Regions from separate parts of the Mus musculus genome. Here region 2 is linked to region 1. The links are chromatin loops, found by intact Hi-C in ENCODE. Cell type or tissue: heart. All regions are shown on one strand. Links, peaks and the distances in the headings refer to the core of each region. The heading gives the core; the rest is flanking DNA. Region 1 overlaps Kirrel (kirre like nephrin family adhesion molecule 1). Region 2 overlaps Gm40085 (predicted gene, 40085).

Region 1 (14,909 bases), core at 3,335-11,334:
GATCGGGACTAGTGGCTGTCCCACGTTCCAGCAGCCTGCCCGCCTCAGCTTAGCTCCATGCCCTCTTATGGGAGACCAGAGGAGCAGGCCAGATAGGAAATGATAAATTGTATTCTTCTCCTCTCCCTTCTCCTCCCCTTCCCCAACCTCCCCTCTCCTTTCCCCATGCTTGGGTCAGGCAGAGCAAAGGTCAGAAGAGACATTCTCCTGAAGGAGAGGAAAGGGCAGGCCCGGGAGACTGGGGCCTGCGCAGAGCACCATCCTTGGGATGGGATGTTACTGGGAGACCTGCTCCTCATTTGTGATGGCCAGGAGGAGAAAGGCTGGGTCCATGAAAGGAGCAATGAGCAATGTCCCTGAATGTCAGGGAACAGCTGGGAAGCCATCTCCTCTGCCCCGCAGAGATACCCCAGCCAGATCCAGCCTCTACACATGAGTCTGCATGCGCTGCTGGAATCGCTGGCCATAGTCTGAGTGCTGAGAGGTGTAGGAGAACCGAGTGGCGGTGGCATACTTGCCAATAGGGTCATACGCTTCGTAGGGGGTCCTCTCCAGGCCAGAGGGTGGGGCCTGGGGGTAGCCTAGACGGTATGTAGGATACCCAGCTGCCCCGGGAAAGGGGTGGGAGTTGAACTTCTCATAGTTCTCGTAGGACAGCTGGCTGGTCGTATCGGTGCCACCCGGAGCAGAAGGGCCAGAGGGTGTAGGCTCTGTGCCATAGTCAGAGGCAGGGGCCCGGCTGTACGTATTGAGCTGGGCATAACCACTGGAGTGGGACAGGCGGGATGATGGGCGCCCATCAAAACGAGTAGGGCCAGGGGCACGGTAGTCAGCATACAGCACCGCCCTGGAGGACGGGCGATCTTCGTGGGCGCGCACATTGTAATAACCATTGGTGGGATCCTGAGGGCAAGAAGAGAAAAGGGTAAATGTGGGAACTTCCCCCAGTGTAATAAGCTCTCCTGAGTCTTCTGCCCATGCCCAGCTCAATCCATGTCTCCTCCCCTTCTCACCATACCGGTGATTCTATCTTCTGTTCCTTCTGCAGACTTCTTGACCACTCCTCCCTGCTGTCCTCCCCCTGCAGATCCTCCTACCCCACGTCCCAGCCAGCCAGTCCTTGTGCCTTGCATCAGTCCTTCCCCTCACCTTCATCTCATACTCTTCCCGGGTGTCAATGGTGTCACAGCGCAGGTCCTGCTTCAGATCCACATCATCCTTAAAGGACTAAAGAACAGGTGTGGGTGTCAGGAAACAGCATATGGTTTGCATATACTCGACCCAGTGAGTGGCACTATTAGAAGGTGTGGCCCTGTTATAGTAGGTGTGTTACTGTGGGTGTGGGCTTTAAGAGCCTCATCCTAGCTGCCTGGAAGCCAATCCTCTGCTAGCAGCCTTCAGATGAAGATGGAGAACTCCTCAGCTCCTCCTTACACCATGCCTGCCTGGATACTGCCATGTTTCCGTCTTGATGATACTGGACTGATCTCTGAACCTGTAAGCCAGTCCCAATTAAATGTTGTTCTTATAAGAGTTGCGTTGGTCATGGTATCTGTTCATAGCAGTAAAACTTAACTAAGGCAACAGATTTCCATGCTCAGAGGCCACTTGCTAAAGGCAGCTCTGGGGTTGGGGCAGGCTTGTGTCTCACCATATAGGTTGAGGTAGGACACCAGAGACCTGGCTTCTAGTGTTAATTTTGTTGCTAGTGTGTAATATGATATCATGAGTATAACACTGCTACCACTGGGGAGTGCTGCCTTGGCTCAGTAATGAGAAGGTTGAACTAAAACTATCTACAGATTTTCCTCTGTGTGAGGGAAGGATGAGGCAAAGGGAGTTGTGGGTAGGCAGGGGGGAGAAAGTAGTTATGCATATGTGTGTGAACGTCTATACAAGTAAGTGTGCACTAGGGTACCAGTGTGGGTGCGTTTATTTGAGAGCAGGTTGGTACATAGGAACTGGGGTATCAGGAACAGGTTAAATGCACAGAGGAATTAGAGGTAACGGAAATCATTAAAAGCTGGTGGGGCTGGCCGTAGGACAATGAAGAGCCTAGGCCACGTTGAAAGGAGCATTATCCTCACCGAGTAGATGGCCTTCATGACCCGCGTTGCCGTGGAAATGCTGGCAGTATCATCCTCCCGGTCAGAGTGCATCGTAAGTGGCTCCCGATTCACCGTCTCCACCTTGATGTCCAGCTTCCTCAACGTCACATCCTTTCGACCTAGGACAGGGAGATGTTGCTGGGGGCTTTCTACTGGTCTGCACGGTTGACTTCTAGCCCCAGCCCCCTGACGAGACCTTGAAGGGTACGGTTGGGGGATGAAGGGTGTGTTGTGACTCTACGGCGCCTATACTCACTGCCTTTGCGACGTCGGTAGAGGAAGAACACTAAGGCAGCAAAAGAGAAGACGACCAGGATGCCGGCACCGATGGTGGCCCCGGCAATGATGCCCACAGGTAACACCTCTATAGAAGGGAGGGAAAGGAACAGGAATGAGGATGGAGCCACATAGGGGCCCAAAGATGTGACCATAACCTACTGGGGCAACTCTGGATTGTGTACAAAGGTAAGTTTTGCCTGGGCTGGGCCGTGTTGACATCTACGTCTAGGCCACATTTGAGAAGAGCTGGGCTGAGTCTGGTTTGTAATCTGTGCTGTAGTTTAACCAGAGTTGCCGTCAGGGCAGCCAGTGTTCCATCCCTGCCCTCAGTTTGCCTCAGAGCTCTCTCTTCCTCTACTTGGCATACCTTCCCATGAGCTGGGTCCCTCCTTCGTAAGCAGGGCTGTCTCCAACCTCCAGTCTGTGATCTCCGTTTCAGCCTCCACTCCCGTGTCCTTGCCTGCAAAGCTGTGTCTGCTCTATGTGCACGGCCCACTGAGGCCCAACGCTCCTCTCTCGTGCCCCCACTTCCCTTAGCTGAGAAGACACCCAAGGACTCTGCCTTTGGCTTTCTCTTTCTGGGGTTACTAGCTGGATCCAGACACTGATTATAGAGCTTCCCTCTCAATCCTCTCTAGCTGAGCCCCCCACATTACCCTCCTCTGTTCCCCACTTCCATCCTGCACCTTGAACGAAACTGGAACCATTAGCTTTCCCAGACAGTTCCCAAGGGTCCCTCGGTTCTCCGTATCTCTCTTTTCAACGACTAGTTCTCCAAAACAAACAAGTGCTATTTTCCCCTCATCAAACATATCTGTCAAAAGCTAGGTACCTCTTTCACTTTTGTCAAAGGTGCCCAGAGGGAATGTACCTCTTCTATAAAACCAAGGATGTTTGAAGGGTAGGGGAACCCTTGAACTTTACAAATATCCTCTGTTCTATTTTCTCAGTAACTCAGCGACATAGGCTGTATTCATCTTTTGCATATACCAGTTAATTTTTCTCAGTCTGGATTCATTTGTTCCTACTACGTATGTCCCTCCACTAAGAGGAAAGTTTCCTGTGCGTGGGGATGGCTTTCTGTTCATGCCTACAACTGTTCCTTCAAAGTTCAACACATAAAGATGTTCAAGGAACATTGACATAGTACATTAACTAGCAGACCACTAAAGTCAGCTTCTGGCAGAGAGGCCTGAGAAAGAGTTATCTTGCTTTGAACCTTGCTATAGAAAGAGAAGATGGAACTTCAGGCTATCCCGGCAGTTAGCGTGGCTGACCTCGCTCTTCCAGCTGGATGATGGCTGTGCCTGGTCCAAAGCTGTTCCAGGCAGTGCAGTTGTAGTGGGTCTGGAAGTCCGCCTCCATGACATTATTAATGGTGAGCGTGGACAGCACACCGCTGCCTGAGTTCGTCCTCTCCACGGTGTAGCGTTCCAGGGTCCCCACCTCGAGGAAGTTCTCCTTCCATGCCCATGCCTGGGATGGGGGAAGGCAGGAAGGATGTAAGAAAAGGATGCGTGGAAGAAGCTCATGCCCCAGGGAGACCCAACCCACTCTCAGGTAACCTCACCCAGCACATGTGTGGTCCTCAGGCCCTACATACCCTCATTCGGAAACAACCCAACACTGAACGTCTGCTCCACAAGTTGTGGCTCCCATACAGTAGACATCAGATTTATCTAGAGAGACTCTAAAAAACTGCATCCTTGAGGTTTATGTACCAAGTATGAATGTAAGGGAGAGGTCCAGCAATCAGCTTTTGCCGAGGTCCCGTGCTCTAAGTGTGACACTGGGTGGTATTTTGTGATGGGGAGGCAGCTGAGCTAATGAGCTGGTATTCGGATCTTGGATGTTGCTGGGAAGACTGGGTTGAGACTTGAGATCCCTGGGCTCCGTTTTCTATTCCTCTCACCCCAGAGCAACCATGAGGCCGTGATTTCCCTCTCAGGGCCTCATTGTCTTTATCTCCGCAATGGCAGATTCTGACCATGTGAGGCAATGCTCAGCCTCGTGATTCTAACCGCACCCAAGTCTATCTTACCAGCCTTACCATGAATCAACCCACAGAAACCTGCTAGGCTCTCTAGAGATGTATCTTAATTATGAGCCGGGAGTCAAGAGGCGGATCCCCAAGGCCTTCCGTCCCTGCCGTCCCAGTTGGGGCAGTCCTAACTGTGTGCTCTCATGGCATAAGGGAGGCTAAGGAAGAGGAGCAGCTGAGCTCTGGCTCCTTTCCAGGGATCAGTCCTCCCAGCTCGATGAGGCAAACCTCCCGGGAGCCAAACCGTCTTCTGCCTAGGCAGCTGTGGTAATGAAGTATCCCTGGGCAGCCCTGGAGTTAGCCAAATGGTCATTAAATGTGATGAGGGTTTTGATGGTTAGTGGCCACAGGAGGAATTAATTGTTTATGGTATAGGGGAGAGGAGAAAGGAATGAGGGATGGTCAGGGATTGTGGGAGGAAGGCAGGAGAAACGGGAGAAGAGCGGACAGGTGGGAGGGGGAGCAGAGGGGATGGAGGAAGGAGAGGGAGGTACGAAGAAAGACTGGAAGGTATTAGCAAGGGTGGAAGATGAGGGCAGAGGAAGGACCTTTGCAAGAAAGAAGCCTGACTCCAAGGAACTGCAGTAGGCTCATTCTTTCTTTCTCTTTTCTTTTCGAGACAGGGTTTCTCGGGTTTCTCTGTGTAGCCCTGGCTGTCCTGGAACTCACTCTGTAGACCAGGCTGGCCTCGAACTCAGAAATCCGCTGCCTCTGCCTCCCGAGTGCTTAGATTAAAGGTGTGCGCCACCACCACCCGGGGCCACTACTAGGTTCCTCACAACTGTGGCTGTAATGACTTTTATGAGGGGAGATGGCCTCCTTGTCACAGATGAGAAACTGGGGTTCAAACCACTAATCTGTTCATCATCACACAAGTAAGGGAGGAGGTCGTATTTGAACAGGTGAAATGGTACAGAAACTAAAAGGCGGAGGATTCTGAGAGTAGAAGAGGGTGGGGAGATGAAGCCGGGCAGATGGGACACACCAAGGGCTGCCTGCCCACGCCAACCCAGTACTCACAATTCGATCCGGAGGTGGGGTACTCCCGATAAAGCACTCCACCTTACCGCCATCACCTCTCACAGCAAACTGTACCGCCTCGCTGGAGATGATAGGAGGTCCTATAGGCAGGAAGACCCAGTCAGGCCGGTCAGATCTCAGGCCAACAGCTTCAGTGCTCTTTGGACAGGTCTCGGCCTCTTAAGGCACTCACCGTTTACATAAAGCGGTACCTCTCGCTCAGCCACTCCGATCCGAGGCACGATGGCCCGGCAGGTATAGGTGCCAGCATCTGCCTGGGTCACTGACTTCAGCAACAGTTGATTGCTGTTACTCAGGACCTGGGCAGAGAGATTAGCCTCGGGTGGGGAGCCAGGAAGCCTGGGCCCCTGGGTCGGTGAGGGCCCCCGCATTGGAGGCATGGGAAAGAAAGCATGAAGGGCCACAAGTGAATTCCCAGAAGGTAAATGGCTTCCTGAGTCAGGCTAAGACTCCCTAAGACTCTAAGCAGGCTGGCAATAAGCGCCTGCCCAAGTGCACAGGTGCCTGCTACGATAACTAAAAGGATACAGTCCTTTCTGATGATTCGTCCCTATGATTTTATTACCAAGCCAGGTAAGCCAGTTTAGTCTGAAATTTCCCTTTACAGTTCTGGCCCTAACTGTCAAATAGGAGTCGTTAGAACTGTGTACTTCAGCTTTCTTTGTGCGATTCCCTACCACCTCCGCATCATTAATGAATGCCCTAGATCTGACTACCACAGCAGCACCTCCCCCCCCCCTCCACTTCACCCTGAGTTCTATGCAAGTCCAAGGAGAAGAGGTATGGCTGACTGCAAGTACCCTCTTTCCTCCCAAACCCCAAGACCTAGAAATGGTCCAGTTTCGATGTGAAAGACCAACCCCATCCCTCCCGTTCTCTTCACTGCGCCAGCAAGTCTGTGCTCCACCCCCACCCCCCACCCCCACGCCCAGCGCTCAGAACAGGCAGGAAGAGAGAGGCTTACCATGTTTGAGTCCTTCTTGGTCCAGGTGAGGGTGAGGGGAGGATTCCCAACCCAGACACAGGTGAGGGTCACATCAGATCCAATGTCTGTGGTGGTGGGCTTTGGGTAAACTACAATCCGGGGGGCGACTGATGGGGAGAGAGGTGGCTGGTCAGAGTCTCAGGTGCCTGAGAATCATCAGCTCTGACTGGCTGTCTCTCTTCCTGACCCCTACCTCCCATGTTTACCCCTGTCTACCAGGTTAGTGGAGTTTTCGTCCCCTGTACCCCAGGACCTTCGAAGGGTCCTGCTCTCTGCCCCCTCCCCTGCTGCTCCCCTCCCAGCTACTCACAGTGAACATTCACTAAAGTGCTGACATTGGTGCTCCCGACTTTGTTATAAACCTCACAAGACACAGGCTCCGTGAAGAAGGAATAGTCAACGTTTGTCTCATAGCGACTCTCATGGGCGTCTTCAATCAAGAAGCCCCCTTTGGCCCACCTAGAGGATGAGGCCCAGGGATGGGAGATCAGAACCTGGGACTCTCTGTTATATTCAGGGACTCTGGTCTCCTCCGTAGCCCGCCCCCCACCCCACAACCACCTCAGTCCCAAGCACCTCTCCATTTATCAGGTGCATAGCACTCCCAAAACCCAATCCCCTCACCTGTAGCCCAAGATCTCTGGGTTGGCTGTGGCCTGGCATGTAAAAATGACACGCTCGCCTTCCAGCACTGTCTGGGGCTCGATGGACAGAGTCACTGTGGGAGGGTCTGCAAAGTACGGGATAGGAGGTCAGGGTCCTTTCTGTCCCCGAGTTTCTCCCTTTCCCTCTGTCACATGTGTATTCATACCACCTTGATGTGAAGTGAGAATTGAAGTTTACAAAATATCAGCTATCACCCTCACCCTTTCTACACAGAGTCTTTCCGGTGGCTCAGGCCAAGAATGATAGCAAGGGAATTATCCAGTGGATGTAATGACCTACTATGACCACTAGGTGGCACTGTGGGTTAGTTCAGCTTACTGTAAAGGGCCAGGGTAAGAGCATCCCTGACTAGGAGGAATGCATGGACATCTGGCAGGATGCTATGCTAGCCATGCTAGCCATGCTACATGCTCCTGTACCATAATGTCTTTAATACTCACAACTCAAGTAAGCAGGTACAATACTATACTCAATGCTCCACCCACCAACCATTATTGCCCATGGCTTAAACCAGGAAATGAGGGGAACATTAGTCCTGGACCCCTAGGCTCCTTCCTTATTCTGTACTTCTCAGGCTGCTATGTCCCCACTTCACGTAGCCTACCCAATGCCCTACTCACGGTGCACATCAAGCTCAATGGATGTCTCCTTGCCATTGGGGATGGCCTCATTCATACTGCGACAGGTGAATACGCGGCCAATGTCTAGGTCTGTGGGCTCAATGAGCAGTTGGCTGATTGTGGTCTCCCTTTTCCCATCCTTCAGCAGCTCCTGGGGGTGAGGGAAGATGGGAGTCAAGGCTAAAAGCCCCACCTCTGCTCTCAGAGACACCAAAGGGCAGACCTTTAAAGTGCATCTCCCTCCCTATTCCAACTTCATTGTAAAGTAGTTGGGTATTTTAAATAGCTTTCTGCAATTTACAGAAAAATCAAACAGAAAGGTAGTTTCTCCTCTCTACCACAGCTTCCCCCATTATTACATCTTACAGGAGTGTAGAAATCGTATTATAACAGATATTCTAATATTGATATCTTAAAACTAACTGAAGCCTGTGGTGCACACGAGCTTCCCTCTGTAGTGTTGAATTCCTGGAATTCTCTAAGCCCACAGTGAGTTTCTCCGCTTTTAGAAAGCCTTCTCAGGCCTGTCCAGACCTCTGGGCTCTCTCCTGCCTGAACCACTTACAGTGAGAGTGAGTGTCTTACACTTGGCCCTGGGTACCATGTGTTTCAGGGGTGGCTCTAAGGTCCTGGATTACTGAGACAGATTCATCAGCTCAGCATGCTGGCTCAGTGACACTGCAGTCATTTTCCATATTGTCACCCACCCACTTAAGGAAACCACACTGTGAACAAGAGCAAGGCCTTTCCTTCAGACAGCTATGTGTGCATCTCTAGGAGACCACAGCAGCACCTAACTGATGCAAAACACAGTGATATTTGGAATCACCAGTCTTAAGAGAATCAGCAAAAGACAGGAGCAGATAACAAATGCTATTAGCCCATCAACTTGTTTGGCTGCCAATATATTTTAAAACATGTATCCCCCAGGAGAAAAATAACAGTTTTTGATGGTTAAAAAAAAAAAAAAAGTTGGGCCCCATTGGGGTCAAATAATCATTTATGAAAGGGCAGAAGGAAGATATTTGTTCCAGGGCATGGAGGTCACTATGAGCTACAGCCAGAACCCAGGCCCCCCATCCTCACACTCTAGGACACACAGGTGGGCAGGTTCTCGTCCCACTGGGAAGTGGCTCTCACAGTGCCCAGCCCAGGGCAAGGTGCACAAACATGCTAGCCACTGCCATCAGCTTTGCTGTGTGACTCTGAGAATATGCACACAACCCTGGTTCCTGCAGCCTTTTGCCATTCTGACAGAGGACAGTAAAGGATCAATAGTGCAGCCGGACTCCAGTATCGAATGCCAACTTCGCTGCTTGCTCTCTGAGTGACATCCAGCTGGGCCCTTGCCTTCTCTGACCATCAACCTCCTCCTTTGTAAGTTGGAAGCAACACCTACTTTATGGGACTCTTCTGAGGTTTAAGAGAAATTGCCCATAACATGTCTACCAGGCATGGTACTTAGCAAAAAGGAAGTACTTATGGAAATGGCACAGTGAACCGGGGAGCCCATTTATCTCCTCTGGGCCTCAGTCGTCACAACTGTATGATAAAAGGGTCTTACCACATCTACCCGTGTAAGAGGGAAAGGAGAGACAATGAGAAGCTGGGGCTAAGAGGGGCCAGAGGGGGCAGGCAGGTCCTCACCGTGCTAGTCACAGCCCCCTCCTGCTGTGTCCCATCTCGGAACCAAATGATGGTGGCAGCAGGTTTGGCATTAAATGCTCTGCACGTGAGGTTGTAGGGGGTGCCTGCTTGCAGCAGAATCACCGGGCCCCCATCAATCCTTGTTTCCTCTGGAGGAACTGGAGGGAAGAGGAGAAGAAAATCAGCTCGGGATGCAGCGAACTGAGGCATCCTTCTGTCGGCGGGCATGTGTCCCCTCGGCAGGGCAATGCCGCCAGAGCCCCACTTACAATCACTCTACACAGTGCTCCCCGGGGAGAATTCACCCAGCTTGCGGGATACTCTCTCACAGCGGCTCCTATTGTTTGCTCTATACTCACCGCTGTTGCCCAGGAGAGTATAGAGGGCCACCTCAAGGTCTTGAGGTCAGATCATACCCTCGGGAAGGAAGGGTATCCTTACACCTAGCCCCATCCATCTGCCTGGAATGGCTGGATGGTCAACTCTATCTACCACACCTTCGCCAGGTTATTTCTTCATAGCAGTTAAGGGTGTGTTGTTCTCCTGCTCAAACACCTCCAGAGGCTGCAGCTGCCTATAGCATGGCTTCTCAGGTATCAGCCTCCTGTTTTAGGGTCCTCAAGCCCTGCAGACCCTTACCTCCTCGTTTAGCCTCTGCTGTTTCCTGCCCTCGCCCAGAGCTGCTGTTATCACCCTGGCCAAATCCTGGGGGATGCAGAAAGCTTCGTGTCCACCTGCGGCGGTACTGAGTGTTATCTGCCCACTGGCTACCCTTGGTGGTTGTCTCCCCTACTTCAATGCCCTGGGATAAGCAGGCCCAGGTCTTACTGGCATTTAAAAAGATTCTCCGCTGCCTAATGTATAGCTAAAACAGGCCTTTGCTGTGTGCTTAAGCACCTGAGTTGGCGATACATGTGGTTTTAAGAAGTAAGGTGCCTTTTCTAATACCATTGCCACAGACTTCTAAATGTTAAGGTGAGCCAAACCCTGTGTTTCCCAAGGCCAAGAGTCTTAAAGTTCCCCTAGGATAAGAGTTCCTCTTTTTTAATAAAATATTTATTTATTCACTTAATTAACTTGAGAGAGAGAGACTCATTATGTAGTCTAGGCCTGCACCGAATTCATCTTTTTTTTTTTTCCCTGAGAAAAACAAGACTAGGGAGACTGAGAAGAAAGTTCTAGAGGAGACCCTTGATGGGAGATCTCAGGAGGTCCACGGAGCTGGAGGCAGACAGGGCTGTCCCGGCGTGGGTGAAATGAAGGTTTCTGAGCCGGAGGTACAGTTGCTGACACAGCGTTCTGTTCAATTTGTACATGTGGAGTGGCAGAGTGGAAAAGAGGGTGGAATTTAGATCAGTGCCCTTCAGATCCCGGCCCCTCCCTTACTGTCACGTGGTCTTGGTTGAGCCCCCTGAAGGCCCTGAGCCTGTTTGTCCCTCAGAGGCCCTAACAAGGTCTCCTCACCGAGCCAGTGTGAGGGGAGTGAGGTCTGCAGAGAGAGTGTAGCATCCAGGGCACGTGTATAACCCGGGCTACTTTTACAGTGACAAAATGGTTCCAAGGCTTCTCTCAGCTAATTCTTCCCTCAGTCCTGGCTCTTCCCGTCTCCGCTCCCCAGCATAAACAACCCCGGTGACAGGGGCAGGGTTGTGGATAGAAGTGAGGGAGAGGAACCTGAGAAGCGGAGAAATGGGGAAGGCTTTCCTGGTTCGCCCAGTTCTCTACAGCTGTACCTTCCTACCACACTCACAAGAGCCCCTATCTGCGCAGAGACGCTGGGTTCTTGCTACAAAGAGAGCGAGACAAAGCACTTCCTTCCACTGGGCCTTCTGCCCTTGCCTTGTTTTTTTTTCCCTCCACTCAGGCAAAGACCATCTGTCACCTCCATCACCAACCCACATTTTGCTAGGATCTCCCAAGGTCTTTGAAGTCAACTGTCAGTTGTAAACTGGAAGCCAATTGGCAATAATTTCTACCATTTACCCAGAGTTTAACTCTTGTTTGCTGAAGTACCTTGTGCATATGACTTCATTTAACCCTTATCATAAAATCTCAGGAAGGAAGGAAGGAAGGAAGGAAGGAAGGAAGGAAGGAAGGAAGGAAGGAAGGGAGGGAGAGGCAGCCTGAAAGTATTATGGTGTGTATTACCATGCCAGAGAGAGAACCCCTGCCCGACGGTTGGGACTTCTTCAGGGTCACAGTACAAAAATGGCCAAGACATAACCTGAACCCAGGGGTTGGGATTCCCAGCATTCTGGAGCTCTTTTTTGTTACTAGGAGTTTCCCATATCCCCAGCCCCAAATAGGAAGGGATTTGGTATACAAACTCACTCATCTTAGCGCCTCTCTCCTTTCTCCCCACTGCAATGACTTTGTGTTAGAGGGAGGGCAAGGATGACAAGTGGAGACCAGAGGAAAGAGAAAGGGACAGAGAGTCAATACAAAGGAAAGAGAGGCTCTCAGACAGAACAGTCCAAGTAAGGAGAGAGAGAGAGAGAGAGAGAGAGAGAGAGAGAGAGAGAGAGAGAGAGAGAGAGGAGACAGAAGCACCAAGAACCATGACCACTGAGCTGCGGGGATTGTAAGACCTGAAGATGGGCCTCTGCTGCTTCCCCTTCTGTTCTGTGTGGAGGAAAGTCATCTCGTTATTCAGATGGCCCAAAGCGTGCCATGGTGACATCTACTCTGTCCCCTTGTGGGCTACCGCTGGGAGCTCAACCCCCACACCCAGCTTGTTTCTTCTGGCTCTGTTCCCCTGTTCCCTGATGTTCTAGGGAATGTCTAACAAGAGAGGAACATGCTGAGGGAAGGAGCAGCCAGGCAGGCTCGGTCGAAAGGGAAAAGGTCTGGGGTTCAGGGAGAGCAGAAAGCTGGAGAGGAACAAGCAAAGTTCTCTACACAAACCAGACTGCAAAACAAACCAGGAAAAGTATGGACTAGGTCTCCATCACCATCCTTTCTCAGGGCAGAGATCCCTGTCTGCACAGAGGCTCTGAGTCCTTAGTGTGATCTGGGCATAGGTTGGAGCACAGGATATCAAGCTTACAGAAACTACAGTACCCAGTAAAGGCTAGCATAGCACAGCCTCTTGCACACTGTATGTGCTTTTAGGTTTGTTTGTTTTACGATTTTTTTTTTTCTTTTTGAGGCAGGGTTTCTCTGTATAGCTCTGGCTCTGGCTGTGTGTGTGTGTGTTTGTGTGTGTGTGTACATGCACTTGTACCACATTATATGCATGCGCTTGCAGAAGCCAGAAGAAGGCAGTGGAATCCTCTGGAAGTAGAGTTACTAGTAGTTTTAAGCCATCGGATGTGGGTGCCAGGTACTGAACCCAGCTCTTCTGCAAGTGATTTTAACCACCTGGCCATCTTTTTAGTTGATGGCCCTAGTTGATGATGAAGTTCATGTAAGGAGTTGCTGAGAAAGAAAAACCAGGGAGAAAAGAGACATTAGGAGAAAGGCAAGGCTAGGGAAAGTTTGGGACGTTGAAGAGGGAACTGGAAAATGAGAAACCCAGCTTGGGAGTCATTACTGAGCACGGTGAGTTTGGCCCGCCGAGAGCGCAGGGCAGCCTCCGTGGCCTGGCACTCATAGGAAGCGTCATCAGACAGCTCGGCATCTGTGATCTCCAAGTTGTATTGCCCAGCATCCGCAGAGCCCACGACCCGGTACCGTGGCCAGGCTGCAGGGACAGAAAAGGGGAGACTAGAGTAAGACCAAGTCTTGAGGCCTCGCCCACTCCGCCCTCCACCCAAGACTCATTGTCTCCCCAGCTTCTCCTCACAGCAGAGCCCACATCCCTTCCAGGAGAGGTCTCCTTCCTTCTCTCTCCTGCCTACCACTGTCAGGTCAGGCTGTGAGGTACCAGACACAGACTCCATAGCTGTGGGACCGAAAAGCAGGAGGGATGATGAGGAAGAGAGAGAGAGAGAGAGAGAGAGAGAGGAGCAGACAAAAATCTGAAAAATCTGCAAAGCTGTTGGCTGGCAGATGTCTCTCATATGGATAGCAGAGGAAGAAAAGAAAAGTTAACCAGCACGGAGAGCAGAGAGAGGGCGCTGGTAAACATGGGGCATCTCAGTACTTACGGGGCGCTCTGTGTGGCTCACAAGGCCTCGCCCTCACCACACAGAGAGAATAAATAAGGTTTACTGGCTTCTTAAAGGACAATCCAAATGATATTTCTACTCCTCTCTAAGACACAGGGTGGGCCTCTGTGCCCGATCTGCCTTGCTTACAGGCTCCCGCTAACTCCCACCCAAACACCTACCGACCCCTCCCACTGCCTCCCTCTCCAGAGGCTATGGATTCCTCTGACTGCATATCTATCGACGTTGCTCTTTCTCATTTTCTCCCTCATCAACAATAGATCCGTCAAATCCATCTCCTTTCTTTATAGATTGTGCCATGCAGATTTCCTCGGCCTAGACACACAACAAATAATCTCACCACCTTCAAAAATAATAAGACCAGAAATATGTAGTCCCCCAACCCACTCGCATCATTACAGTGCCTCGTCGCTAACGATATTATCCTCAGAAAGCCCGTTCTGCCACTCGGCACAGAAGCCAAGGATGCGCTTTTAAGACAGGCAGGCTGTGACTGTTAAACCTGCTTCACAAATCAGCTAACCAAAGCAGAGCGGGTTTGCCTCAACTCATTCAGCGGGCAAGTGGCCGAGCTGTAATGAGGGCCAGGTATCTTGACTCTTTTTTTTTTCTTTTTCTTTCTTTCTTTTTTATTTGTTTTTGTTTTTGTTTTTGTTTTTTTTGAGACAGGGTTTCTCTGTATAGCTCTGGCTGTCCTGGAACTCACTTTGTAGACCAGGCTGGCCTCGAACTCAGAAATCCTCCTGCCTCTGCCTCCCAAGTGCTGGGATTAAAGGCATGCGCCACCACTGCCTGGTTGTATCTTGACTCTTTACCAAGAAGTGCTTCTAAGGGTTTCTGTGCTATCTGTGGGATATAGAGGGCTGGCGCTCTTTGTCTCCAACGGAATCTTTACGCTTTCTTCAGCACCGGCTGTATAGCTTGTGCTTAACAAATGCTTCTGGAATAATTAAACAAGAAGGTGCTTAGGCTGATGGTGTCTAAGCCGACACGGACCATGTAGGGGGCAAAGAAAAGCACGAAGCGCTCAAAAGGCAGACAGGGAAGGAAGAGATGCTGTAATTATAACTAAAACAAAAGCAAAAATAAACCAGAAAGGGCAGACAGTGCCCGAGCATACCATCTCGGGCATACAGGGGGCAGGGCAGGCTTCGCTAACCCAGCTCCTCCTGCATGACCTGTCTACAGCGCCCCACCGTGTGGGTGTGTCCCTGACTCCATCTAAAGCTCTCAATGTAAAGTCCTGTTTCCCTTGATCTCCCAGGCTGCACACCACCTTTCCTGGGCCAATTCACAATCTGAGGGAAGGAAGAGTTGGCAGGTAAGAGTGACAGACCTGAGGAGTCAGGAACAAGGAGAGGGAGCGAAGCCAGGAATCTAGGCTGAGAGCAGGGAGTAGGATTTCTGGGGGCT
Region 2 (14,909 bases), core at 3,378-11,377, 410 kb after region 1:
GTGGGCGGGTAGGGGAGTGGGGGTGGGTGGGTATGGGGGACTTTTGGTATAGCATTGGAAATGTAAATGAGCTAAATACCTAATAAAAAATGGAAAGAAAAAAAAAAAGAGTTGGAGGAAGCTGGGCAGTGGTGGTGCACGCCTTTAATCTCAGCACTTAGGAGGCAGAGGCAGGTGGATTTCTGAGTTCAAGGCCAGCCTGGTCTACAGAGTGAGTTCCAGGACAGCCAGGGCTACACAGAGAAACCCTGTCTCGAAAAAAAACAAAAACAAAAACAAAAACAAAAAACAAAAAAAGGAAGAAACTCATCCCTTCATTAAAAAAAAGAGTTGTAGAAAAATAAAAATTAAATATTAGACTGACATTGAAATGAGAAAAAAAGTGGTGGCTAATGTATCTAGGAGGAGGAAGTCGAGATATTGTTAGTTAGGGTCCACAGATTGTAGAGACTGTTAGCACTATGGAAGGTTATAATTAAGAAATAAATAGCTAAGGGGATAATAATGAGCAAAAGAGAAGATGTGGGAATAAAAGGAGTAATAGCTGGGGCTGGAGAGATGGCTCAGTGGTTAAGAGGACTGACTGTTCTTCTAGAGGTCCTGAGTTCAATCCCCAGCAACCACATGGTGGCTCACAACCATCTGTAATGAGATCTGATGCCCTCTTCTGGTGTGTCCAAGTATAGCGACAGTGTACTCATATACGTAAAATAAATAAATCTTTTTAAAGGGGGGGCAGGGGTAATAGTTAAACTGAAGGATAAATAATGCCTTAGAGTAAATCATTCAGAAAACCACAAGCAACAGCTCTGACTATAAGCTGAGCAATGTTCAACAGAGGTAAAACCATCATGAGACCTGTCTGAGAAAGTGGAATTTAAGTATCAGGAAATAATAAATTAAAGACTACGTATGGGGCTAACTGTGGGCACAGCTGTGCGGATGTGAAGGGTAACATGTCCAGACATGTCTGGTTCTAGCAGTTGCTATGCTGTGCTGGACGGTGGGGAATTAGGTGAGGACCTGCGGTGTCTGAAGCTTCAGCGTTCTGGGGGTCTCTTCTGGGTCTTTTGTGCATCCACATTAATTTTAGAAATTTTCATCTAGGTCTATGAAGATATTATTGGAATATTTAGGAAGACTATATTAAATGTATGGGCGCTTTAAGTTGCATGGCTATTTTTTTTTATTATTAATCCTGCCAATCTGAGAATGTGGGAAGTCTTTCCGTCGTCTATCATCTTCATGTTCTTTGGTGCCTTACAATTTTCACTGAAGAAACCTCTCACCTCCTCGCCTAGGTTTGTTCCTAGGCCTTTGTTTTTTAAGCAACTGTAAATGGGATTTCTTTTTCCTCCTAGTTTCTTTCTCAGCAAGTTTGTCATTGGCATGCAGAAAAGCTAATAATTTTGTATGTGTTGGCTTTATTACCTCCTATTTTGCTGGAAGTGTTTATTGGATCTAGCTGTTTCCTGATGAAATCTTAGGGTGTTGTTGTTGTTGTTGTTGTTTTTGTTGTTTGCTTTGGTTAAAGGCCATGTCCTCTGCAAATAGAGATGAGTTGACTTCTTGTTTCCTGTGTGTGTCCCTTTTATTTATTTCTTTTATTTTCTTGCTAAGATTTCAAACACTATATTGAATTATTGAATTATTTATTTATTTATTTATTTATTTATTTATTTATTTAATAATATCCTTCCTTGTCTCTTTCCATATCTTAAAGGAAACTCTCTGAGCTTTCTCATTTTGAATAATGATTGTTAGAGGTTGAGAGATTAACTCGGAAGCCAGGCAAACACAGACCCCGGATTCAGTCTCCAGCTCCAAAGAGTAGTTGTAGTGATGATGATGGCGATGGTGATGACAATATTAATATTGTCATATGTTTGCCATGTGTATGCTTATTAAGATAACATGCTTTTCGTATTCCTAGTTTGTCAGGATATTTGTCAGGAAGGAATGTTAAACTTTAAAACCTGTCCTACATCTATTGAAATGATCATGTGACTTCTGTCCTTTAAATATATTTATATGCCTAATTACTCTTACTGATTTACATGTGTAGAGCCCACCATGAATTCCCTGCAGTGAACTACCTTGGTCATCATGCAAGATCTTCCTAATGTATTCTTGAATTCAATTGACAAGAATTTTATTCAGAACTTTTGCATCTATGTTCATTGGGGAGTTTGGTGGCTACTTTTCTTGTGTGTGTGTCTGTGTGTCTGTTGTGTCTGTGTGCACATGCGCACTCCTATCCAGTTTGGAGCATTAGGGTAATGCTGGCTTTACAGGATGCTTTGGGTACCACGCCTCCCTTTCTTATTCCATAGAACAGATTGAGAAGTATTCATGTAAGTCCATCTTTAAAGGTTTAGTGTAATTCTGTAGTGACTCTGCCTGGCTTTCTTTGTTGGGAGATTGTTTCTATTAATGCTTGATCCTCAGTGATTGTTATGGGTCTGTTTAAGGTTTATTTCCCAATTGATTTAATTTTGATATGTTACATATGTCTAGGAATTATCTATTTTGAGATTTTCTAAGCTACTTTAGTATTATGTTCAAAGTTGCCTCTAAATATTCTCTGGGCTTCACTGGAGTCTGCAGTAACCTCCATTTTCCATCTCTAGTTTTATTAGGTTGGGTCTTCTCACTCTTTCCTTTCATTTGCCTCAAGGTTTATTAGTTGGGTGTTCTCAAGGAACCATTTTTTATAGATGCATTTGGTACCTTTATTAATTTTATATATTATTCTTTTATTCTCTGTTTCATTAATTTCTGCCCTGATCTTTATTTTTTCTTGACATCTGCTAGTCTGGGGCTTGGATGTACATGTTTTTCTAGGACATTGAGGTGCATCATTAGACACTGTTGGACAAGCTGGACCACAGCCTGAAAGCTATTCTAATACATCCCTTTCTGTAAATGATAGATAGATAGATAGATAGATAGATAGATAGATAGATAGATAGATAGATAGATAGATCAGCTCTGCTGCTTTCAGTGCAACATCTAAAAAAGTCAGGGTTTTTTTCCAGAAAAAAAAAAAGCACTTAAAATCCATATGGAATTTCAAAAGACCATTTGTGCTGCCTCAAGAAAGTATCTATTACTGAACAAAATATTGTTGCCTAGCAGTTTCCTCTGAATTGAAACATTCTTCCAGGAGAGGGGAGGAAGACTGTGAGACTCAGAAGGTAAACAGCCTTCTTCGTGTGTCTTGGATAGCTGAAACCCACAGGATTTATGAGAGGCCCTCTGCAGAGGTGCAGGGGCAATAAACATCTGCTGGGGAAGGAGACTGAGGGGCTGAAAGGAGATTCCTGGGAGTGTAGAGCTGCCTGTAAGCTGTGCAGGGAGCCCCAGGGTGCAGCTTTCTAAGTCACCACCCACTTTGGGGTAGGGATTTTGCATCATGCAGATGCAAGTGACTCCTCACCCAAAGCTGCTGTCAGTGACCCCACTAAGAATTCACTGGATCACCAAGTTGGACTTTGATGCAATTGCTTCTTTGGTGTGTTATGGCTGCCTTTCTCAGTGCACAGGCGTATGATGTTCCTCTTGTTGAATAAGTCTTAAGCCCCATTAGAATGAACAAAGGACAGACAGTGACATTTAAAAAGTGACAGAGACACGTGGATACAGAAACGCTGGGGTCAGGTAGGTCTTGTGTACTCTAATGGAGCCACTCCTACCTCTACCACAATCTGGAACCTTAGAATATTTGTTGTATGCAGCACAGAGAGAGCGGTTAGCTAGTGTATATAAAAATAGATAGATAGATAGATAGATAGATAGATAGATAGATAGATAGATAGATAGATAGATGATCCTGTTTTTCCCACTCAGACCCTGCTCCCAGAATGACGACTCTGAGACTAGTTATTAATGCCTAGGCCACAAGCTTTGGCTCATTTCCCTACTAGCTTGTAACTTATTCAACCTATTCTAACCATCATGTCTTCCACATGGTTAGTTACCATTCCTCGGCTTCATAGGTTCAAGTCTAGGGCAAATCTCCTCTGTATTCTATTCTCAGCTCAGCTACCTGCTGGTTTACCACAGTTTCCTCAGCGTTCCCAGGCAATTCTCTCAAGCCTCTCACTATTTCCCAGAATCCTCTCCCTTCTGCCCAGTGTCCCACCTCCCATTTTCTGCCTCAGCTCATTGGCCAGGGCTTTTATATTGACAGGTGTTGCTAGTCTGAAGGAAAGGCCATCCAGATACTGCCCCACCTGGGGCTTCATCCCATACACAGTCACCAAACACACACTATTGTGGATGCCAAGAAGTGTTTGCTAACAGGATCCCGATATAGCTGTCTCCTGAGAGGCTCTGCCAGAGCCTGACATATACAGAGGCGGATGCTCACAGCCAACCATTGAACTGATCACGGGGTCCCCAGTAGAGGAGTTTAAGAGAAAGGACTGAAGGAGCTGAAGGGGTTTGCAACCCCATAGGAAGAACAACAGTATCCCCCTCCCCCAGAGCTCCCAGGGACTAAACCACCAACCAAAGAGTTCACATGGAGGGACCCATGGCTCCAGCCACATATGTAGCAGAGGATGGCCTTGTAGGGCATCAATGGGAGAAGAGGCCCTTGGTTCTGTGAGGGCTCAATGCCCCAGTGTAAGGGAATGCAAGGGTGGGGAGGCAGGAGTGGGTAGGTGGGTGAGGGCACACCCTCATAGAAGCAGGAGGAGGGGAGATGGGATAGGGGGGAGTCTCCTGGGGGGAATTAGGAAGGGGGATAACATTTGAAATCTAAATAAATAAAATAGCCAATTAAAAAAAAGAGAGAGAGAGTCTCTCTACAAGCTAGTCTTGGTAGGGTAGGAGATCTCTGTAGGTAAGCAGTCTGTGGGTGTTTACAAGGAGTCTCTGAATATAAACATTTGAGAGGAAGAAGATAGGGTCACTGGGTTTTGCACCTATGGCTCAATCGTTCATAAACACTCCTAGTTGAGCCAGAGGAAGACGGTTTTAACAATCCAAAGCCTGACCCATGTCATCAACAGCCATACATTCAGCACTTCACTAACTCAAGGCTTCCTCTGCTCCCTACAGAAAGGGGAGGAGGAAGGAGCTTAAAGGGAAGAGAAATGGAAAGTGTAAATACTGAAAGCAGAGAGGGGACTATTGGGGGAGGGGGGCTAGCAGGTAAGGGAGCGAGGCATGGAAGGGCAGTGGGCAGTGAATGAGAACAAAGTATAATAAGTTAATGCGTGAAAGTGTCACAGCGAAACCCATTACTCTGTACACTGACCAAAATAATAATAACTTGAACAAATATTAACTGTTGGACCCTAGTCTCACTGGTAGAAAACCATCCATGGAATATTCATTGCCTTGTTTATGCTCCCTCTTTAACTCCAATTCCACATTCTGATGTTGCCTACCTAATTGCTACACTCCTCAGCAGATTGCAAGCAGCCATGTCTTCTCAACCCTATTTAAAGTGACACTGACTAATTTCCCACAAGTCCTTGGACCTCTCAGAGGGAACTATTAAGAGATGGTCTGCCACAGGTAGCATCTCTCCTCTCCATACCACTGTCTGCATGATTATTGTAGCCTGTGGCTGCATCTTACTTGCTTCTGGCTCTGGGGCAGTTTTTGGCCAACCACAGCCCTCTCCTTTTATACTCAGAGGCAGAGGATCAGAGAGTTTTGTTGTGAGATAGTGTCTGCTAGTAATATCAGAAGCTATACTCACACAGTCTTACCCACGTGACTGCCCAAACATGCGCTGAACAAGGACAATAACAGGCATACCAAAGTGGACAGGGAAAGCCCAGGAGGCCATAGCCCTACACAAAGGACTCAGGCAACGAAGGAATGCTGACTATAAGAGAAACAGTCTGCTCCAGGGAAGAACACAGCAATGGTTAGTCAATGCCAAGGAAAACATGCATACAAGTAACATTGTACAGACTGAGGAATATCTACGTATAGGCATATACATAACGTGCTTGTAATAGCAATGAAAAGAGGACATGAATTTGGAAGGAGGAGTATATGGTACTGTTTGAAAGGAGGAACAATAAGAAAGAAATGTTGTAATTATGTTATAATCTCAAAATAAGAGCAATAACTTTTAAAAAATTCTAATCATAACCCAAAGGATGAGGTAGGAATTGTAAATCCATGAATGTGCAGCTCTGTTCACACCTTTCTCTCAGGTGCAAGCCTCTTGCTGAGTTCTCTCAGGTGCGAGCCTCTTGCTGAGTTCTCTCAGGTTCCAGCCTCTTGCTGAGTTCTCTCAGGTTCCAGCCTCTTGCTGAGTTCTCTCAGGTTCGAGCCTCTTGCTGAGTTCTCTCAGGTTCGAGCCTCTTGCTGAGTTCTCTCAGGTGTGAGCCTCTTGCTGAGTTCTCTCAGGTTCGAGCCTCTTGCTGAGTTCTCTCAGGTGCGAGCCTCTTGCTGAGTTCTCTCAGGTTCCAGCCTCTTGCTGAGTTCTCTCAGGTTCGAGCCTCTTGCTGAGTTCTCTCAGGTTCGAGCCTCTTGCTGAGTTCTCTCAGGTTCGAGCCTCTTGCTGAGTTCTCTCAGGTGCGAGCCTCTTGCTGAGTTCTCTCAGGTGCGAGCCTCTTGCTGAGTTCTCTCAGGTGCGAGCCTCTTGCTGAGTTCTCTCAGGTTCCAGCCTCTTGCTGAGTTCTCTCAGGTGCGAGCCTCTTGCTGAGTTCTCTCAGGTGCAAGCCTCTTGCTGAGTTCTCTCAGGTTCGAGCCTCTTGCTGAGTTCTCTCAGGTTCGAGCCTCTTGGTGCCCCATGGCAGAAGTAACTGCTTAACAGTTGACTCTTCAGAAGATAAAAGGCCCAGTTTCTTGTGTTTTCCAGCTTCTCTGCTATAAATATCACCACCGTAGCTGATTGCAAACTATCAGCATTATAACTGAACACAGAGTTTGGAAGCGACCACATAGATCTAGCTCTTAGCCTGTTCCAGCTGGCCCCGGCACGTGGCAGCCAGCAAATGCTAATGTTTAAATGTGGAGAGTAGTTATTTTCTTTTAATTTTTGAGACTGTCTCACTGTGTAGCCCTGGCTGGTCTGGACCTCCCTATGTAAACAAGGCTGGCTTCAAACCCAAGTTCTGGGATTAAAGGTACCTGGCTTATAAGGTACACTCTTTATATACCATGGACCCTAACTAACTGCCCCTATTTTTTAAAATATGTATTTTTTTTTAGAATTTCGCACATGGATTTAATGCATCTTCATTATATTCCCCTCTTTCCTGATCCACACCCCCTCCCCCACCACCCCAACTCCATTTCCTCTTTTATTACACTCACTGAGTCCAGTTTGTACTGCCTATACACTCACGGATGTGAGACCGTCCACTGAGGCCTGGTCATGCTACCAGAGTCCACACAGGATGCCTTAAAGAAAGCGGACCCTCCCTCCCCAGCAGCTCTCACCTCTCAGCTAGGAGTGCAGGCTCAAGATCCCCTCCCTACTCTGTGCTGGATAGTTCACTGGCTTGGTCTCGTGCAGGTCTCGTGTAGCCACAATAGCTGCTATGTGTTCATGTATGCAGTAGTCCCTCCCGCTGTGTTCAGAAGACATTGCTTTCCTCTGCTCCTCCTTGACTGATGGCTCTTACGATCTTTCTGCTCTCTCTTCTACAATGACTCTGGAGCCTTGGGGGTGGGAGTGGACGACGTCTCAGTTGCTGAACACCCAACTTATCCCTGCGCTTCAGTTGTGAGGTTCTGCACTAAGCACTGGTCACTGCACCGTGAAACTTCTCTGGTGAGGTTCAAGAGATGCTCTGATCCATAGATATGGAGCTATGGATTTAGAGCCTGTCCCTATCTTATAGGAGGAAGTGGCCATCTGCTCCTAAAGCAGAAGGGAAAACATGCGAAGAGAGTTCGTTGCTCTCCGGCACAACAGCACCATTGTGGAAGTCACAAGAATAATTTTAACAGTATGATTCCTACCAGAAACTCTTTAACTTCCTTTCAATGGCCTTAAGAAAGAATTAGGAACTACTCATGTAGTCCCGCAGGGTGGGGCTGAGGTTAGGGTTACAATATTATAGTGAAAGACCTTTCTAACACAATGTTTTCTCCTTCGCTGTCCCACACGTTACCCATGTTCTCAAATATCTATGTCCCCTGAGTGTAATCTAAAGCCACTCGGGATCCAGACAAAGTAATCCATTTCCCACTCCTACTACTAAACTGTATAATCCTAAACAGATCTGTGACCACCAATGATTCTGGCAAATGAAGGCTTCCCTGAAGATCTGCTGGGCAGATGAAGTAAACGGGTTGTAAAAGCTGCTTCCACTTCCAGGAACAGATGTGCTGAGCCACAGGCATGCAATATTGCCACCTTGTGGCTTCTCACAGAATTGCCCAAAAGGCAAACATTCCTTGGAGGTCCAAAAGGAACCTTACTAGGGGTGTGGGGAGTGCAGTCTAGAGTTGTGATGAGATTCAGAGCTATGATTATAAGAAGCCAGTCGGTATCACAGGAAGAGACTGGCCTCTACCAACCACCATAAAACTGATTTGGGGAGTTGTTGTTTTGTTTGGACAATTATCAGCTCTTTGGCCCCCAAAGACAAAATTATCTAAATATACATTTTACAGTTGAAAGGAGAAGATAACAGTTCCTACAGTTTGTTCAAACACTCGTGATTATCGGCTGCCCTTCATATTGTTCTTGCCCCTCTTTCCTATTCCAGATTCCCAAGAATAGAATGTGCCTGACTCCCACAGTACCCTGTAGATCTGGCCAATCATCTCAGTTTTCAGTGGAGCCATGGAATATGCTCCCAATACCCTCCATCTCTTAGAAGAACAATCTCAGGTTCCAATCTCGTCCCCGGTGCTTCAGATCCAAACCTCCAAAATTTCACATTATTTAGTAACAGATTTGGTGGCACGCTCCTGACAAACTCAAGTCAAGAACCCCCGAGGAGAATGGCAGACTAGAAGACGTTTCTACGCCACCCTTTAAATGAGAAGAGCCACAATAAGAAAAATAGACACTTCTGAAGAGAAAGAAAGAAGAAACGTTTTAAAATGCACCAAAATAGTGTTAAAATACCTGGAAAGTGGGGAGGAAAGACAGGTAACGCATGAGAAACAGCCAACGTAAACACAGACCAGCAGCATGGCTGTGGTGTGGACAGGGTGAACAGACTTCTCATAAGCTAAAGGAAGCTGCCCTGGTGAGAGAAAACTGGCCGTCCTGCCCTCAGAGCAAGTCCTCAGCCCTCACAAGCCTGAAAACCAGTGGCAGCTTTTGTGAGACAACCATTCCTCCGGCACTGAGAGAGGAAGCACACCCAGCAGCTGCGTGCGCCTCAGAGCGGAAGTGACCCGGTTTGAATGAGAAGGTCTCCCACAGGCATGTGGATTTGAACTCTTGGACCCCAGATGCTAGCACATTTGGAGAGGTTATAGAACCGCTAAGGTATGGAACCTTGCTGGAGAAAGCGCGCCCCTAGAGATAGGCTTCGTTAAGAGTGTAGCCTGCTTCTAGTTTACCCTCAGCTTTCTGTTTGAGGTTGAGGATTCAATCATCCCCGCTTCCTGTTCTGGCCCCTCAGCCTGCCGTGGACTCTGCCTTTGGAACCAGAAGCCAGAATCGGCATGTTGTTCCTAAGTGGCTGCTGACTGGCCATGCCATTTTCCTCACAGCAACAGAAAAATGTCTGATCCAGACGTTGGTACAAAAGAGTGGGTACGGACAAAATAAAAAAAAAACAAGTGAAGAACTTGACCATGTCCTTTAGAGCAGTGTGGAAGGCTTGGGAGGACTGGACTAGAAAAGTGGTAAGATGCTCTAAAAAGAACGTAACGGCCGCTCTAGCTGGAGCTTGGAAGACAACAGTGCTGATCGTGCAGATGGTAGAGGCATGCTCACAAGAGGCGAGCAACATTAGCAATCGTGCCAGAGACAGTTTCTATATGCTGGCAAAAAGTCTGACTGTTTTCTGCCCGCACCCCTGAGAATGCACAGAAGGCTGAATTTCAAGTCATGAACCAAGTTTTGGCAGAGAAAGTCTCAAGCAACATAAGGTCGAATCCGTGAAATGGGCATTATTAATAACTCTTAGGCAGGTCTACAGTGAAAAAGAGCAAGCAGGATCATCATGTACAAAATGTGTAGTTATGAGGAGAAAAACTCTAGCAAGCTTAATGTGGCTCCCAAGGTATGATCTAGAAATGAAGCTGTACTGTTAAAGGGCTCCGCGCTGTGCCGTGCAGGAGAGGCATCCTGCCCTGTACTGAAGCAGAAGGAAGTGTGCCCACACAGAGAGGCCCCACCCAGCTAAACTTCAGATTTGTCAAGGACAAAGCCTAAGGGCTGCTTTGTCCTGGAAAGCAACATTGCTTCAACATAGGATGACTGCTTAGCATGTGGTTTAAAGGTGGGAGGCTCCCTCCCAAGCTGGCAGCCAAACTTAGCATCTATCTGATACTGGCAATAAAGGCAGGGGAGACACGGGACATGGAGCTGCAGAAAAGCACAGGATTAGGGGTGGAGGCCGTCCTATCAAGACCACGGTGCTGTAGTTGGCCGCTTCTCATTCTCTCACTTCACGCTCCCCCTCCCTCCGAAGCTCATCTCTAGACAGCCACTCCCTTTACACAGACAGCCTCTGGTAACTCTCCTAATTGCTCTCCCACTTCCAGACCTGATCACAGACCCCCGCCAACTCAGGCTTCCTCTCCTAACTGAGCTCATTTTGAAGGGTAATTTTGTATCAGCTCCTTTCCTAGATCAACCTACCTCCCCCAGTCATCCCTGATTCATAAAAGATGAGGGGTAACCCTGGGAACGGAAGACCTCTTTCTCACACCTCCAGGAGGAGGCCATCAAAGCATCAGAAGGCTGATCTGTGTACAGATTCCGTTTCCCAGAAAGCCCCCTCCCTCACTGTGACCTTACACAGCTGAAGATGAAGCTTTTCCTGGCTTTCTGTGAAAAGTCCCGCATTTACTACTTTTTGCTGGTGATAAGTACTTTACAAAAACAACTTAAATGTTGCAAGGCTGCATTCCTTCACAGTTCCAGCCCCAGTCCCTCTGGGGAAAGGCATGGTGGCAGGAACTGATGATTCACCTGTGTCTACAGTCCGGGGCTGAGAGCAGTGAACTCTGGTGTATTCAGTTCAGGACCCCAGCCCATGAAATGGTGCTGTTCACATTTAGGGTCGTTCATTCCACCTCAATGGACTGAATTTATAAAATCCCTCCCAGACACACCCAGAGGTTTGTCTTTTATGTGATTTTAGACCCTATCTAGTTGACAGCAATACAAAGAACCCTAGCCACTAATCCCATTCATGGGGCCTCATCCAACTGTGACCTCACATCCCAAAGGACCCACATCCAACACCCTCCACACTGGAGATCATGTATGAATATGGGGGTAAAACAATGTATATCAATTAGCAAATTTTCAAATACCATTACTTGTTAAATGGTTTCTTCTCCTTCTCCTCCTCCTTCTGATACGTCACTGTCCATCTGCACTCTTCGGTTCACTGTTGTTTCTTGTAAAAGCTCTTGAGGTATTATGGAAATTAGCTATCTGTCTGCCCTGCATGCTAGATATGTAAATAGAGTTTCCGGGAAAAAGACCCAGTTCCTGGATTCACAGCCACCCAACCCCATATACTAATTAAAGAGCTAAGAGGTGATAAAGATCAAAAAAGCAAGATTTAATCTGTGTTCACCTTGGAGAAAGGAATGGAGAAAGGAGTCAGGTGACCCCAAGTCTGTTTTCAGAGTATTGACATGCTCTGAAAGAAGAGCATGGAAAGAACTGGGAAGAGACAAACCATGTACAACTCAGCAGCCCTGGCCAAGGTGCAGTCTGGCTTGTCACTGTTTCTGGTCTTGTTCTGCCAGGTGTTTCTAGGAGGCTCTGTTGCTTGCGAACCAGAACGGCCTCACCGTCACAGAGACCTGGCCTCACCCAAGGGCTTGTCTGCCCTTCGAGGCTGGCTCTACTGTTCCTAGAATCCAGGACTGCTGAGGACAATAACCTGAGATGTTTAGATGCCCCTTGGATATCTACAACCGAATGTTGTGAAGAGCAGGCAGTAAGGTGCCTGAACCTTGAATGAGAGCTGTTAAGTCCCCCCAGCTTGTGGACAGATTCCCCCTTGAGTGATCAACATGCCTACATGCAGAGGTGAGCAGGTAGCGCAAAGTAAAGGAAACAGGTGTGGAAATGCAAGCCAGACTTTTCATTCCACCTTTTAGTTACCTTGTGAGCCCAAGAGCAAAGCCAGAGCTTTTCAACAAAAGCAGCTTCCACAAGCCATTATTGATATATATCTTCACACTGTACAATGTGTCCTTTTCTGTAATTAGCGCTTGCTATCCCCACAGGGCCTTAAAGGGTTCTAACTGGCCATCTCTGACATAGGGCAGGGACAGGTGGTAAATATTTGTGGGTAGGCAATCAGGTAGGACAACATCCCAGTTGTAAGCATATATTGTTCCCCAGGGGAATACCAGGCCTCTACTGTAACTATCTGACAGGAATTAAGATATTCTAAAGATATCCTATAGTCCTCTCATTGCCTGTTGAAACCCAAACAATTGGGATTGCCCCCAAGAATTTCATAATGAAAGGAAGAAAGGGGTAGAACCCTAGCCAAGCAGTCTCCCAGAAAAGATTTCCCACCGTTAGCCTTTCAGTAGACTAGAGCTGGGTCAGTGGTCACAGGCTGGGACACACCTTGGCTGCGACTACTCAATTACAAGTGCCTCTTGCCTTCTACTTAAACCTAAACCTCACGTGTGGACCCCAAGTGTGGACTTAGGAAGTCACTAGAACTGTTTCTCTCCCCAGTGTGGCCACATCGCATAAACCTCTTTTTTCTGCTTCCCAGTATTACTTCGTCGCTTTAGTTAGCCTGTTGAGGACATGTGACCTGCCTTGGCTTGTCAAGGCTGCCAGGGCCCAGGTTTTGACCTTCATAATTCCATCCACATGCATAGTCCTGTGAGAAAATGTGAGATGCCACATTTTGCGGATAGACCAGAGAATTCATGGAGCTGAGACAGGAGTCTGATAGTCACCAAGAAAAGGGGAAAGTCAGCTTAGAGAGGAGGTGCTTTTGAAGTGTCTCAATCGAGAACACACAGTACCAACCACAGCTACTGAGAGCTTTCGACTGCTCCTTGACTGAGAACAGCCTCAGACCCTCCCCAAACACAGGTCCCCTTGACACTGAACACCAGAAGGGCAGCCCCTGACTTTGTAACTGTAGCACAGGGTCAGAATGGCCTGTACAAGAGGAAGCACTATGGTAAAGAAGCCAGGGCTCTTTGTACAAGTACTGAGAGCTTGCCTGAGACGGGAAGAAGTTCCCTGAGAGGATAAAGGATGAAGAGGAGCCCATGGGCCAACTCTGCCTCCAAGAACAGAAGAAAGTATGGCTTATCATTCAGGGATCTGCCTCCCCTTCCCTGCTTCTCAGGGTCTGACCTGTAGTACTCTTGTCTTCCCTGAGATCACTCTGGAAGAGATCGGGAGACACTGTCAGCCCCTGCCAAGCTATCTCTGCCAGGACCTGGGTACAGTCGCCATCTGGTGGTTGATAAGCAAATTACCAGTAGTGATTCAATAAAAGGAGCTGGTCACCACTGGACAAACCTATAACAAGTGTCTGCTTTGTGCCAGCCTCTCTGGGCACAATGACAGAAGCAAGATCGCTTCATTAGGAAGCCTTCAAGCCAGCGAGAGGCGGAAGCAGAAGCCCGTTCCCGGCAGGCTGTGAGCTCCCGTGTAAAGGTCCCTGGAGGCATCACTCACAGGGAGACAGAGCAGGCCAGACCATGTGATTCTGAAATGATACAGGAAAGTATCCTAAGGTAGCAGGTGACTTCGAAGAGCAGGTGCAGCCCACACTGTGAGGGAAGAGTGTAAATGTAGCCTTGAGGCCAGATCTCTGCTCCTGATTAGGCCAGGTAGCCAGAGACTGAAGGAGCTGACCTCATTCGGGTGGGTCAAGAGCTCCTGAGGGCTGAGGCAGATTGGCTGAGGCAACAGTCTTAAAAGGAAACAGAAACGGCAAAACAGCTCTTCCAGATAAGCTGTAGAATTAAGAAAGATGGCCTCTAGAGACCAGGCTCCAGAGAGGGGTTCAGACAAGGAGCTCCCCTCCCACGGGTGAAGGTGTGAGCTCTCAGGCAGCTCTCCTCCCAGAAAGACTCTATACCAGTCTCTTCACAGATGCTCCTGTCTGCTGGGGACTCTGCAGCTTGGCCTCCCAGACACCAAGGTCCCCAAAACCTAGAACCCAACCCTGACTTCTGCTCAGCCTGAGCCTTAGAGTGGAGATGCCTCCCACCCTCCACAGCCCCTTCACTGACTTTCTGCTGAGAGAGAGACAGACAGACAGACAGACAGACAGGGCCTGGTGTGGGGTTTTGAAACCTCAAAGTTCATTCCCAGAGACATTCCTTCACCTCCTCCAACAAAGATGCATCTCCTAGCCCTTTGCAAACAGTTCAGCTGGGGGCTGAGCATGCTAATAGATGCACTGGGGGTGTATTTTCATTTAAACCACTACAGTGAACTTATTCAACTATACCCTAGGCCTCCTTGGAAGCCAGGAACAGAACTGGCTACAAATAGCCCTGGAATTTAGTCTCTAAGTTCACCCCAACTAACTTGTTCTCTAAGTGCACCCCAACAAGTATTGGCAGTTCAATTTCCTTCTGGGACAGTCTCCATCCGTACAGTACCCACAATTATATTAGTGCTTCTATCCAAGCCTGAGGACCACAAATTCCCTTCAAGTCCCTGTGCCCCTCAGTTTTAGACACCTCCTCTCCCGTCTTATAAACTGCTGGCACCCGATTTGGACAGACGGAGGCAGCAATTGTCCCAGGTCCTTGCTGCCCAGGCTTGTCCTCTGGGAAAGGAC

Evidence for each region. Hi-C counts contacts between places; a loop is a spot of excess contacts. Peaks named below come from ENCODE experiments on the same cell type or tissue, not always from the same donor. Only the 100,000 strongest peaks of a DNase experiment are listed, where the experiment ranks them.
Region 2: a loop joins it to region 1, with 5 times the contacts of the local background. A loop is called at or near these places in 11 of 42 quality-filtered maps.

What each region holds. Positions count from the first base shown.
Region 1 is chr3:87,082,718-87,097,626 of GRCm38, forward strand. Kirrel (kirre like nephrin family adhesion molecule 1) reads right to left here. Exons shown (of 16, transcript NM_001170985.2): 4 at 12,920-13,069; 5 at 9,388-9,545; 6 at 7,741-7,891; 7 at 7,079-7,184; 8 at 6,765-6,913; 9 at 6,434-6,561; 10 at 5,642-5,768; 11 at 5,449-5,549; 12 at 3,665-3,863; 13 at 2,365-2,472; 14 at 2,088-2,227; 15 at 1,150-1,227; 16 at 1-903. The coding sequence ends at 427. Among named protein-coding and RNA genes, the nearest start is that of Gm24472, 23 kb to the left of the region's middle. In heart, for the core only: a CTCF peak has its summit at 7,404 (motif pointing right); DNase peaks (open chromatin) are centred at 4,614 and 7,394; H3K27ac peaks cover 998 bases.
Region 2 is chr3:87,490,976-87,505,884 of GRCm38, forward strand. All of the region lies in intron 1 of Gm40085 (predicted gene, 40085), which reads right to left. It also overlaps a transcript of Fcrl5 not described here. Among named protein-coding and RNA genes, the nearest start is that of Gm40085, 14 kb to the right of the region's middle. In heart, for the core only: a CTCF peak has its summit at 8,346 (motif pointing left); DNase peaks (open chromatin) are centred at 8,346 and 9,276; H3K27me3 peaks cover 1,730 bases.